Linked DNA regions of Mus musculus: regions 2 and 3 are each linked to region 1. A link is a contact called in ENCODE Hi-C or POLR2A ChIA-PET data. All regions are on one chromosome and are shown on one strand. The core of a region is the stretch at or near the end of the contact, and the rest is flanking DNA. Distances in the headings are between cores, read along the strand shown. Region 1 holds the start of Nprl3 (nitrogen permease regulator-like 3). Region 2 holds the start of Snrnp25 (small nuclear ribonucleoprotein 25 (U11/U12)). Region 3 holds the start of Rhbdf1 (rhomboid 5 homolog 1).

The links. A loop is a pair of places that touch in the nucleus more often than their neighbours do. ChIA-PET counts read pairs that join two places held with the same protein, here RNA polymerase II (POLR2A).
Region 2: POLR2A ChIA-PET joins it to region 1 with 17 read pairs in Patski. The contact joins the promoter of Snrnp25 here to the promoter of Nprl3 in region 1. A Hi-C loop is called at or near these places in 3 of 37 maps with a recorded cell type or tissue (left cerebral cortex and v-Abl transformed pro-B cells). POLR2A ChIA-PET finds 5 or more read pairs at or near these places in 3 of 5 experiments (Patski and embryonic stem cell).
Region 3: a loop to region 1 is called in a map of heart, with 2.1 times the contacts of the local background. The contact joins the promoter of Rhbdf1 here to the promoter of Nprl3 in region 1. A Hi-C loop is called at or near these places in 2 of 37 maps with a recorded cell type or tissue (heart and v-Abl transformed pro-B cells). POLR2A ChIA-PET finds 5 or more read pairs at or near these places in 3 of 5 experiments (Patski and embryonic stem cell).

The regions. Positions count from the first base shown.
Region 1 is chr11:32,265,418-32,269,865 of GRCm38, forward strand. It overlaps Nprl3 (nitrogen permease regulator-like 3), which reads right to left and starts at 2,290. Exons shown (of 13, transcript NM_181569.3): 1 at 2,006-2,290. The coding sequence starts at 2,123. RefSeq lists enhancers at 1-126, 3,366-4,272, 3,529-3,911.
Region 2 is chr11:32,203,320-32,207,767 of GRCm38, forward strand. It overlaps Snrnp25 (small nuclear ribonucleoprotein 25 (U11/U12)), which reads left to right and starts at 2,096. Exons shown (of 5, transcript NM_030093.3): 1 at 2,096-2,344; 2 at 3,641-3,731; 3 at 4,238-4,343. The coding sequence starts at 2,303. It also overlaps a transcript of Il9r not described here.
Region 3 is chr11:32,220,309-32,224,756 of GRCm38, forward strand. It overlaps Rhbdf1 (rhomboid 5 homolog 1), which reads right to left and starts at 1,985. Exons shown (of 18, transcript NM_010117.2): 1 at 1,861-1,985.

The DNA.
Region 1 (4,448 bases), core at 1,040-3,539:
TATTGTGACCAAAAAAAAAAAAAAAAAAAAAAAAAAAAAAAAAAAAAAAAAAGGAAAGAAAAGGATTTTGTTTTGTTTTGTATGTTTTTCATTATTTTTTTTCAGACAGGATCTTACCATGTGGCTCTGACTAATCTGGAAGTCACTATGTAAACCAAGCTGGCCTGGGACTCAGAAATATGTGCCTGCTTCTGTATCTAGAGCGCTGAGATTAAAGACATTCACCACTCCTGGTCCAAAAGTCTTACTTTTAAACTTAAATATATAAATAATTCTTTCAAGTCTATAAAGAAAAAACAATTCAAGAAAAAGTCAGACACAGGATATGAATTCTCTGAAAGGTGAATCCAAACAGCTCCGGAAAGAGAAAAACAGGCGTGTTCCCAATACCACCTTGCACCATAAAACTGTCAGACACAGCTTCCTGCCAACAGTCTAATAAAGACTAAAAATTAATCGGTTTAAAACATGATCATGAGCCCTCAGACTCAACCACATGACTCAAGGCTGGTCTGTTCCTAAAAATATTCTATAAAAGAATAGTTTACAGAACGGACATGCACAGTTTATGTGGTTTTTGTTTCAGTTGGGTGGTAGTATTGGGGCATGGGTACATGGCCTACAAGCACAGGTGAAGGCCAGAGCAAAATGTAAAGTGTCCTCCTTTCTCTGTATCTTACTGTCTCGAGGCAGGGTCTCTCACGGAATCAGCTTACCCTTCAGGCTAGGCTGGCTGGCCAGGGAGCTCTTGATCAACCCATCTCTATCAGTCAGTGATGACATTACGCACACCACAGCCAAGCCAGTCTTTTTACATAAGTGCTGGGAATTTAGGGGTCTCATGCTGGCAGAGCCAGTGCCCAGCCTGAAAAGACTGAAAACTACTGCCCTCAACAGGGGCTGGACGAATAAACCAGAGTACGCTCATCTCATGGACTTCACTGCAGTCATTAATAAGAACAAGGTGGCTGGCGGCGGTGGTGGCCCAGGCCTTTAGTCCCAGGACTCAGGAGGCAGAGGCAGGCAAATCTCTGAGTTCAAGGCCAGCCTGGTCTACAGAGTGAGTTTCAGGACAGCCAGGACTACACAGGAAACCTGTCTCAGGGTGAGGTTGAACCTGTTTAAGACATAGACATAAAGTACAGAAGAAAATGAGCAAAAAGACCATCCGGTCTATTTCAATATATATATATATATATATATATATATATATATATATATATATATATATATCAGGGAAAAAATGGGCCATGTAGTTCCTTTTGTACTTGGAATGTGTGCTTTGCTTGTGTATAAACAGATTTGGAAAATGGTGACGATAGTTGCCCTTTAGGGGGATGAGGGAGGGGGTTCTGAGAGCTTGGTACCATCTTTATGTTTTTATAACTTAAAACCCTTTGTATTATATTAGCGAGCTTTAAAGAACACTGCCTACAGAGGCAGGCTATGCCTGATCCATGCAGCAGTGTACTGCGACTAGACAGGAGTTATGTGCTCAATAACTCCAAGAACCTTCAAGGCGGATGCTACAAAATAACAAATGAGTGTCCTGAGATTCTCTGAGGGGCTCGGGGAAAGGATGATGCTGTATTTTATTTTTTGGTGGGTACACTTTCAGAGTTTATATACAGGAGGGATGATTATCAAGATGGTGAGCAGTTATCCACAATGGGCATGGACCAGAGTTCAAGATCAACTTCAGACCTTAAAGTCGCTTATATTTTCTAAAATAACTTATAAATTCGTGTCTGTGCTTGTAAAATCTGGTGTCTTTCTGGATTTGTCTGGAGAAATGGCTGGCCTTGGGCTCATGGCAATACCCCGGCCTCCGCGTCCGGGGCGCTGGGATCCCAGATGCGCACCACTGCTGGAGCTGGCAATTCTTACGCATTTTTATTTCATGGGCTGGAGACTCAGGAGTCGTGCCGCGGCCCCTCTCCTCCTCCTCCTCCTCCGCACTGTGCACTGCGCGTGGCGGGGCGGGTGACCGCCAGGAGCCACTTACTTGTCTGGGACGCGGGGTGCTCCTGGCTCCTCTGGAAGGGGTACCTGAAGAGCAGCTTATTGCCCCTGCTGCCCGAGCTCACCAGGATCACGCTGATGGGGCTGGTATTGTCCCCCATCCTGCGGGAGCCCGGGCGTGCGCCTGAGAGGAACTCGCGTAGGGACCGCAAAAGCCGAAGGCAGGCGCCGGGCCCGCAGGGACACGGAGGAAGCCGGCACCTCGGCCTCGGCGCTCACTCTCGCGAGACTTCGCCGAGCGGCGCTCCACAGCCCCCGCGCATGCCCGGACAGGCGACTGCGCCGGCGCGACGCCTTGGCTGCACTCTAGTAGCTCGCTAGGGAAAGCTGTCTGCAGTTTAAAGTCATACACTTGATTTAACCAGAGCGTATAAACTTTAAACTGTAAGAAAGGCAGGAGCGGTGGTCTGGATTGTACTAGCCTGCTCATCACATAACAATCATGTTTTCAAACTTTACAAAGAGAGAAAATAGTCGTATTTCAACCTCCCCCTCCCCGCCCCCCAACTATTACTCAATGAGAAGGTACCATTTGAATATTTGCCAGTGTCTGAGAGTTGCACTTATGTTTGCCTTTTGATGGTTTGGATGTGTGATGTGAAAGGAATGACTTTAACTCATTTTGCAAGCCTTTATCCCAGTCATGTGTGATTTGAGTGTTGTGTGAGGTCAGGAGTAGGAAGGGGCTGGGAGGGAAGCAGACAGAGAGATGGAACCAGGTGCCTGGGATGGGTCGTGGGACCTTCCCACGGAACCAGCGGGAGTGCATAGGGACCGGGGCACTTGAGCCAGGCAGGACTGTGGTCCAGGTTTTCCCTCTTACTCCCCCGGGCCATTCTGCCACTTGATTAGCCAGAGCCTTGGGACCCCAGTGGTTGCCTCTGAGATAGGAAGACCTAAACCAAGGAGCCCAGAGTTTCCCCAACTATGATCTCTGGACCCATTTTTTGCCAGCAACCTTCACAGGAGTATTCACAGTATAATTTTCTATGTAATTAATAGTGACAGCCAGGCTCAGTGGTGGAGACCTGTATTTCCAGCTACTAGGGAGACTAGGGTAGCAGGATAGGAAGTTAAAGCCAGGCAGGGCAACTCATTGAGGCCTTCTCAAAAAGGGAAAGAGATGTTGCTTGCTAGTGAGCACTTGACATTATATACGAGGCCCTGGGTTCAATCTTTTCTACCGTCACTAGCTCTGAAATGGACGTGGTAATAATGCTGCGTGTGGGGGAAATGATGAGATCCCAGTCTACAGAAGTCCACTGTACTCCCCTCTGAGGCTGCCTTACCCAATACTGACAGCACTGGATAGGAGAACCCAGGACTAACTAACCTGGGATGCATCACCTCAACTCCCAAGGTGTCCACATCATTGTGAAGAAATACCATCAGCTATTCCAGAAATCAAAACGTAGGTCACACCGTGGACTCCACTGGGGACCCCAGTTTCCCCGCCAGAAGCTGGATTTGAGCTGTTGTGAAGGAGCAGAGCCAGCCTGAGCTCTGCAGGCCATACCTTCCGACTCTGATGTTAAAGTCTTACAGAAGAGAGGCTTCATTTCAAATGTAAAACAATGTGGATTCAAGACCCCCTCTGCAGAAGTAAACCTTTGGAAACTGGAACTTTGGACCCTTGCACCCCATCCCCCAAGGTCTCCCTTAGGTAGAGTAGGAAACCATATGGGTGCCAGGCCTTATCTGTCCCGTCACTTGCTCAGGCCAAGGGCTGGGTGGAGCTCACAGACGCTATCTGGGAGCTGCCTTCTTCACTGAGTGTTCCTCTCCAAGAAAGAGCCACTCGCCCACAACAGAAATAGTTTTAAACTCTCTGCCCTGTCCTGAATCCTATGGCTAGAGATGACCCTTCATCACACTGGGTCGGAAGTTGAGTCTAAAGTCATCAGAAAGGTTTAATTGGTGAAACTGAATGGACGAGATTAATTTGCCTCCCATGGTCACCTTTCTTGGGGGATCTACAGACTGCCCTCCCAAGTCTGGTTTCTTCTACTTGATTGAACAGACAGACCTGATCTGAGTCAAATTGCTCAAGTTCAAAATGTGCCTGGAGCTTGCAGAACTGACTATAGATCAGCAGCTCCAGCATCCCGGACTCCCCACAGGGCCAGGCTCTTTGTGTCCACAGGTTGTGAAGCCAAGATGGCCTCTATCCAGTCAACAACCCAGCCCACCGCAAATTATTCAGCTAGTTCTCGCCTCAGTTGGAACCACAGGCAATGTTTATAATCTCCTTGAGTGTCTATGCCCTTACCTTAAAACCAAACCAAAGCAACGCCAGCCCCACCAACTACAGAACTGTTCTAACAGAGCAAAGCCAGCCCCACCGACTACAGAACTGTTCTAACAGAGCAAAGCCAGCCCCACCGAGAACAGAGCTGCTCTTACAGAGTGGCTCTGAGGGTTGAGGA
Region 2 (4,448 bases), core at 846-3,345, 62 kb before region 1:
GGCCAAGTAGTTAAAGAATCAGATTTAAGAAAGTCCATCACAGGGATGCCTAGAGGTTGACCCATCTAAATAACCCCTCACAGATGCACCAGGCGCTTGTCCCATGGGCGATTCCCTGTCTTGTTGACAGTCAATATTAATCAATACAAGTCCACCCCTTGTAAACTTGACACCCAGACACACATCCTTATGCCATGCTTAATTTCCAAGTGAAGACACATTCATAATTTTGCCTACAATAACTAACTGAGCCCAACCACAAGCACACTACCCTACCCTCAAAATAGGCCAGAGTTCCTTTAATGCTTAGTCTTTTGGTGTCCCCAAGGGCAAATATAATTATGTTTACAAGGCTTAATAACTGATACTCTGGTTCACAGATGTGTATGCATGTGGGAATATGGAGCTATAGAAATATAGATATAGGTATGAGGTAGAATGGTAGGACATGAAAATCGTGATGGCCTAGAAAGGAAAACATGGGAAAGGAAAGATCTGGCTTGCTTTTTCTGCTGATAAAGGCAGAAAACTAATAGACATAGCTGATAAAGCCAAAATTGCCTGAAACAGTTCATTTGAGAGAAGATATCTCAAACAAAAATGTCAAAGACAAATAAATTGTGCTTACTTATGGCCACATTAATCTATACTGTAGATTTTCTGTTTATTTTTGTTTTGAGAAAGGGTCTCACTATGTAACCTGTTCCTCTTACTTTCTTCTTTATCTCTGCTGTGCAACTCTCCTGGGCTTTAAACCCTTTCTCCTGCCTCAGTCTCTCCAAGTGCTAGGATTTTCTCCAAGTGCGTACAACAAGCTTGGCATAGGGGATAAGAGTTTTAAGTAGGATAACCATGATTGAGGGAGGGAGGGAGGGAGGGAGGGAGGGAGAGAGGGAGGGAGGGAGAGGGAGGAGAGGGAGAGAGAGAGAGAGGGAGGGAGGGAGAGAGAGAGAGAGAGAGAGAGAGAGAGAGAGACACGGTTGTTGTTCTTCCAGAGGGCCAAATTTGATTCCCAGCACTCACACGATGTTTCTCAGTGCCCAGAAGAAATACACGCCGAAAATGACCCATACACATAGGATTTTAAAAATGAGGCAAGTGATTAAAGTAGCTATCCAGGGAATGTGACGGGAGCAAAGAAAAAAGAAAAAGCCCACAGTGCTGCCTACACAGCGTCCTCATAAGAACAGTTGTTACAGGGACTGGTGGTGTAAAAGAACACGAGGACTAGAGATCAGCGCATGGCAAGGCTGCCCTTGACAGCTCCGAGGACCACAGGTCCCGCCTAGATTTGTTTTGTTTAGACAACTTCCCTCTGTAGTCCCTGCTCTCCCATACAGACCTAGCTCTCGATTCAGATCCAACTGCCTCTGCCTCCTGTGTGCTGAGATTAAAGGTGTGTGCCACCAAGCCAAAGCTTCACTTCACTTTTTATTCTATTTGTGTGTGTGTGTGTGTTGGAGTTGGAGTTGGTTTTTGTGCGGGGAGGGGGTTGGTGGGTTTTTTGGTTGGTTGGTTGGTTGGATTTTTGAGACAGGGTTTCTCTGTATAGCCCTGGCTGTTCTGGAACTCACTCTGGCCAGGCTGGCCTCGAACTCAGAGATCCGCCTGCCTCTGCCTACCAAGCGCTGGGATTAAAGGCGTGCACCATCATGCCCGGCTTCCACCTTACTTTAAAGTGGACCTTTTAGGCAATTTTTTGGAATGGAGCCCATGGCATAATCTCAAGTGACTGCGAAGCGACCTGGCTGGGGCAACAGCACGCGAGTGGCAACGGCAGGCCCCAGGCAGCAGGAGGCGCCCGCCTCCCAGCGTCACCTTGTTGGGTGATGCCGTGCACGGGGACAGGTGTCTTGCGCGAAACGATAGCAACGCTGGCCTTCCTTGACAACCAGCCCAGACCGAAGAGAAGCTCAGCAGCGGGGAACAGAATAGCTCGTAGCTCCCGCGCCGCTCGCACCACCAACGTGACCTGCTCTATCCAGCCAATAACCTGCTGTCTGCACGCTCCCAGCCTCCCGAAGACTCGCACATTTCATTGGCTACTGAAGCCACGCAGTATACCATTGGCTAAGCTATCTCGTCGGGGCGGGACACAATCACTGCGCACGCGCCTTTTGCTTATCAACCTGGAAGGCAGGGCAGGCTGGAGGAGCGCCGGAAAGCAACACTAGTCTAGTAGTAGGCAGTCCTGGAGGACCCGGAGGCTGAGGATCGGCCGGAGGTGCCGGAGGACGACGAGGATGATGAGGAGACATTGCCCCATTCCGAGGCTGTGGACGTGTTCCAAGAAGGTCTCGCCATGGTGGTGCAAGACCCGCTGCTCTGCGACCTTCCGATCCAGGTGCGAGACAGGGCTCTGGGGTGTGGATGGGCGCTGGTGGTCCCACCAGAGAAAGACGCTTCTGCGCATAAGTGGAACGCTTAGGGTGAGGAGCCCCTCTGAGCCGTGAAGTTTGAATTAAACAAACACTAAGATATGAACTCAGGATGAGTGTGACAAGTCTTTTCCTTTTGCCTGAAACTTCAGTATGCGTGACTTAGTAGTTAATGTATTCTTTAACCTTGCCAATCAAAGGTGTTTTTATTTAACGTCTGTGTGCGCACAGAACTGGGAGCCAAACTGAGAACCTTTCGAATGCTAAATAAGTGCTCTACCACTGAGTTACACAAGTTTATTTGTACTTCCCTCTGTGTTTTATTAAAACATCTCTTGTCTGGCCAGACCTTTAATCTCAGCACCCGGGATGCCGAGGCAAGGGAATCTCTGTGAGTTTGAGGCCAGCCTGATACATTGAGAGCTCCAGGCCAGCCAAGGGTCTGGAGTAGTGGGTCTCTGCCTCAAAACAAACAAAAGACATTTTGTTATCAAAGGTTTTAGGTAGCCGGTCAGTTGCACCCTGGACCTGAGGTACAGGCCTGGAGCCTCTTGATACAATACTCTCAGGATCGCCAGGCCCAGTGTTAATTGAAAATCCTAACACACAATAGGTGTCTTAGTCAGAGTTTTACTGCTGTGAACAGACAGTGTGACCAAGGCAACTCCTTTTTTTTTTTTTTCCTTTAAAGTTTATTCAATACAACCTAATCTCCAACTTCACTGAGGTGGCTGACCACGTGGACTCTTATAAGGACATTTAATTGGGGCTGGCTTACATGTTCAGAGGTTCAGTCCATTATCATCAAGGCAAGAGCATGGCAGCATCTAGGCAGGCATGGTGCAGGGGGAGCTGAGAGTTCTACATCTTCATCTGAAAGCTGCTAGCAGAATATTGGCAGCAAGGATGAGGGTCTTAAAGCCCAAGCCCATAGTGACACACCTACTCCAGCAAGCTACACCTATTGTAACTGGGCCACACCTTCTAATAGTGCCACACCCTGGGCTGAGCATATGCAAACCATAACAGTAGGCAAGCTTGGTTCCCTTTTTTGATCAGGGCCACTGACAGGTAGGTATATATCATCTATAACTAGGGAGACATTAAGGCATCAGGTGTCTCCAAGTGACGCTCCCCAGCAGTGTGGGTAGGGCCATGTCAGTGAAAGGGCATGTTTGGAAAGGACCACTGGGGCAGGACTCTCAGACACAGAATTGCCCCATTCTAACACCAGAAAGCTCTTATGATCTCCATCTCCCTAGGTTACTCTAGAAGAGGTCAACTCCCAGATTGCACTGGAATATGGCCAGGCGATGACTGTCCGTGTGTGCAAGATGGATGGAGAGGTAATGCGTAAGTACCGTTGTCTTAGTTACTTTCTCTTGCTATAAAGAGATACTGCGACCAAGGGAACTTATAAAAGAAAATGCTTGTAGGGGCTTCTGGTTACAAAGGGCTACAGTCCAGAACCAACATGGCAGGGAGCATGGCAGCAGGCAGGCAAATGTCCTGAAGCAGAAACTGAGAGTTTACATGCTGATCCCCACAGGCATGAGACTGAAGGCTTTTGAAACCTCAAAGCTTACCCCCAGTGGCACACCACCTCCAGCAAGGCCATACCTCCTAACCATTCCCAAACAGTTCCATTAAAGAGCAAACATTCAAATATTTGAGTCTGTGGGGGACCTTCTTATTCAAGCCACAACCGTGCTTCTCTTTGAGCCTGACCTTTCACATCAGCAAGGAATTAGCAGAGAGCTAGTCAGTGAGAAACTCAGACCATGCCTGGGTATGCTGGGACAGCCACCCGTGTGTGGCCGCCCACGTGTTTCTTCTCCTATGTGTTTCTATGGTTACAGCTGTGGTCGTCGTACAGAATGCCACGGTCCTGGACCTGAAGAAGGCTATCCAGAGATACGTGCAGCTCAAGCAGGAGCGGGAAGGCGGCGTTCAGCACATCAGCTGGTGAGTGCGCCAGAAGTGCCTTCCCTGTGCCACTCCTGGGCTCGGGGCTCAGTAGGAAGGCAGCTTTCAGCTCCTCATGTGTGTACCACCAGTACCCCACTACCA
Region 3 (4,448 bases), core at 735-3,234, 45 kb before region 1:
AGCACACATAGCTCAGGGGGTCTCTGATACCAGTCAAATTCCTGGATCCAGGTGGGGTTCAGAGGGGAAAGGGGACCTGTCTAAGCCAGCCACTCAGAAAGGGCTTGGAGTCAGGAGCTAACTGTAGGTCAAATTCTGGATTAGTGTCCACTAAGATGGACACTTCTGATGCCCAATCTGTAGTCCAGCTGAGTCTCTGAATGGAGGAGGGGTACAGAGTTCCCCTGTACTGACTCAGAAACCCCTCCCAGAACCCAAAGGAAGCAGGACAAAACTGGAGAGGCTCCAGAAGGGTAAACTGAGTCTGCAACAACAGCTTCAGTCACCAAAAGCCGGGGACACCTGCCTCAGACCTGAGCCCAACGAACCCTGTTGATGTTATAACCGGTGGCAGAAGTAATCACTCCTGTCCTCCCATTTTACAGATTGACTCAGAGAGGCTTTTTACTGCCTGAGGTCACAGGGCCTCAAGGGAGTTCAGCACCTCGGCCAGGTCTGCCAGGGAACTGGGAGGGATCCTTAGCTCCAACGGCTGCAGAGCACTTGGGGCTGGGCAAGGGAAGGGGCTCCGCTGAGGACTAGAGCTAGGGCGATAGGAGGGAGGGCCCTGACTGTCCCTTAATGGGAGACCCAAACCAGCACCTCTAGACCCCGAGGGGAGCTATACTGGCTCACCCAAGTGGACTTCCCAGTAAGGCTCCTGCAGAGGAGCTAGCCAGCCATGGAGGCTGCCTGGAGTTCTGTGGACTGGTGCCAGAACCTGTACTACCCTACCCTGTACTGTACTGGACCTACCCGACACCCTTGCCCTCTTACCCGGATTGCCCAGAATGACCCTGGTAAGCATAGGGCTCAGCCTCTGCAACCTCTTGAGAACTGGCCAGCTGCTGAGTTCCCCAGCATCCTCTAGGCTTAAGGGCGGGGGCAAGGGGCTGAGGCTCGCCCCATGGAGGTGGGGAGCACCTAGCCTGGGACTGCCCCGACTTCTTAGCTGGTCTAAACCTGAAAAGCCAGTTTCATCCTAGAATCTTCTCCCGGCTTCAACAGGAAGTGGGGAGGGGGGGCTTTCCCAGGACAGAGCGGGGGGCCTCCGGATCCAGGCCCCGCCCACGCAGACAGACACACTACTCCAAGAGGCACACGGAGCAGGAACTCTGGTCCGGACTATCTGAGCGGAAAGAAAGCCTAGGGGGAGTCCCTTGACCGTTCTCCACCCAGCTCTACTAGCGTGCTCCCAGCAGGACAGACAGGCCCTCTCGCCTATCCCTGAGCCCTTGGGGTCCGCGGTCACCCCACCGCGCCCAGGCCTACTTCAAGATCCCGACTGTGGCCTCGGGCTCGCCCCCGGGGCCACTGTACAGGGCAGGAGATGTCTTTGGAGGCACTTCCCGAGTTTGCCGATGCGAACCGGGCTGAAACGGGCCGAGCAGGCCCAGCCGAGCTCCCCGGCCCGCAGCTGCCACTGTTACTCCCGTGAGTGGGAGGAAGCGGACCCTGTGGCCCGAAGTCGCGCTCTCTGTGCAGAGTTTCAGACGCCACCTTCGGGGCCCTGGGAGCACGGAGGGCATGGGGTGTGGGGGCTGGCAGCGGAGGGGCCGCTCAGGGCGGCTGCGGCCCCCGGACTCCTGTCCCCGGGGACCCGGCGGGGCTGCTACTCCGCTGCCCCGCCCGCCAGGCCGCGCCGATCCGACCACGGGCTATTTCTGTGGGGCGCCGGGCTGGAATCCGGGCCGCGCCGCCTGCGCCGGCGCTCGGGAAACTCCGCGCACCGACTGCCAGCGATCGGCGGACACGCGCCAGAACGCAAGCTCCGCACTCGCCCGCCCGGAACCCCGCGCAAAGACCCCGGCCGCCACTCACCGCCGTAGGGTCCTCAGAAGGGTCTGCACCGGCTGCTGCCGCCGCTGCGGGCCGGGAGGGCGCCCGCGCCTAGTCCCTGCCTGCGCCGCCCGCGCGCCGGCCCGACCCGTCCGCCTGGGAATGCCACGGGCCGAGGGGCGTGCGCGCCGGGGGCGGGCCCGGCAGAGGGGCGGCCGCCTGACTCAGGGCTGAGGAATGCGCGCCGCCCGCTGCCAGCCCCGGGCGCCTCCTCCGGGAAGACCTCCGGCTGTGCTCTGCCAGGGGTCCCGCAGAGACACCTGTAGCTGGGAGTCGGGCTCGCCAGCGACCACCTTAATCATAACATCTGTCTTGGACTCGCCTTTCCATACTCCTTCATCTTGTGCTGCCCCTGTGCTTGGGAAGAGAGGAAGGGGACCTCCAAAGCAAGAGGGTGGCGTGGGAAGGGACCTAAAAGGCAGATTGAACGCCCCTTCCGAAGGCACGCACTGGCACATCACTGAGGGTCCCGAAGCTCTCACTTGTCCTGTGCACACGCGCCTGATCTTTCTAACAAACATTCATGCATTCAGGCCTCTCGCACCTGTTTACACAGACACGTGCGCACACCTATTCAAAATGCACTTCCATGGGCTCACACTCTCTACCCTAACACATTTATAAGTGTGCACACTCACGTTCATACACTGATACACCATTTCACAGGAACCGCAGCTCAGCAATTACCCCTTCCCCTACTTCTTTCCCAGCAGGTACAAGGGTTAGACTACACCTGCCACCCCTCAAGCCATTACATCCGCGCATGCGCTCACTCTTCTCTCTTCAGCCTCAGTGCTCACGTATAACGTCAGGCACGGTTCATCACTCTGTATACTGGACAGGAAGTGCTTCTTTTGCTCTCGGCTGAGGCTGAAGGCTGAGGGAGAAGAAAGCTGTCGTGGTGCAGATGTTCTGGGCTCCTGTAACCCACACATGCCAAGCCAGAGATGGGACAGTCTTCATGCCTAGCATTCTTGACTCATGCTAGGAATAAGCAGGGTCTGGACGCCCAAACTGGGCTGGCTGGAGGTGCGGGGGTTGCATCCTTTCTGGAAAATCAGGGAACCGGCCACAGGAACCGGGCATCTGGTGCCTGTAGGTCCCTACTCCTTCCTGCTGTGGATGCTGCAGGGTCACCTAGACCTTTGTTGAGACCTAGAAATCTATTACCAGCTGCAAGAAGTCCTACAGGAGACTCACTGTGAAGACACACCCAGGGGTCAGTCGTCTTTTCTTACAGAAAGAATTCTTCTGTGTTTATTTTTATCTCTGTGTGTGGTTGCAGGTGCCCACACATGCCAGAGGGGGCATCAGATCCTCCTGGAACTGTAGTTATAGGCAGTTGTGAGCTGTCCAGTGTGTGTGCTGGGAGCCAAGCTCTGGTCCTCTGTAAAGGCAGAAAGCTCTCTTAGCTGCTGAGCCATCTCTCCAGCCCAAGTCATCTTCAATGCAAGAATACCACAGTGCTGTCAGCACACAGTGACAGAAAAGTAGCTTTCCAGGACTCATTGCTCCATCGACCTTGGAGTTCCCATAGTGCAGGGGAGTCTGTGACAGCCCCCGCCCCTGGCAAACCCCTCCATGTCCATCCACACACACAGGCGTTGTTCCTGAGAGCATGATGCCTACAGACAAATGCCCATCTCAGCATATGGCTTCAGGATTCCCCAGGTGAAACACATCCTCAAGTCCTGAGTCAGGGCATGGACAGTTTGAGCAGAGGAGTGTGGACAAATAGTCAAGCCTTCATCCAGTCTCCACAGACCCAATTCTCCACAGTCCCAGAACCTCCTACCTGCCCTATTGACCTAAGCTTTGGGTGGAAGAATCCAACCCGTGGCTTCTCACATACTTTTATTGACTGTGCCGAACAGAAGTCAGCTGCAGTTTCTAATACTCTGGAACTGGTGAATAGGTGTTGGGATAGACAGGCTTCTACACTACCTCCAGGTCTTGTGTAGTACTCTGCCAGCATCTGTGTGGTTAGAATCCCTGAGCTGTAAAAGGAATCTCAACGGGTACTTCCTGAACCCACAGCTTAGCTTCCAAGCACCCCACAGAGAGATGTAGAGATGGATCCTGGACACTACCTAGCTGGGGAGAAGACAGAATGGCCAAGGCTAGCCCTGTTCTAGCCCAGGCTAGACTTCAAAGGCCTGAAGTTCCAGCTATTTCTGAAGAAACCCCTTCCTCATGGTATTGGACTCAGCAAAGAGGCTCTATAAGTTCCTGGGCCAAGATCCTAGCAGCCTGACAGCATAGCTCTCCTTGGCCTGCCTGATAGCTACCCTCTCTTCCCAAGAAACAGCTAACCATAGAGGGTCCCCCACCTATAGAGACCCACTAAGGCCTGCCAGAGTAATAGCCACCACTCTGCTGAGAAGCTGCTGAAGGGTGCCAGTTTCCAAACCAGGAGCCAGCTGGCTCCAACCCAGCTCCTGCTTTGTCCATGGTAGACAGGCAACTGAGCCAGTCAGTGTGTTAAGCCCCTGAGACAGTGAAACTGAAGCCTAGAGCTAGCAGGGACTGGCAGCCCATGCCACCACGACTGGAGGCAGCTCCAGCCTTCC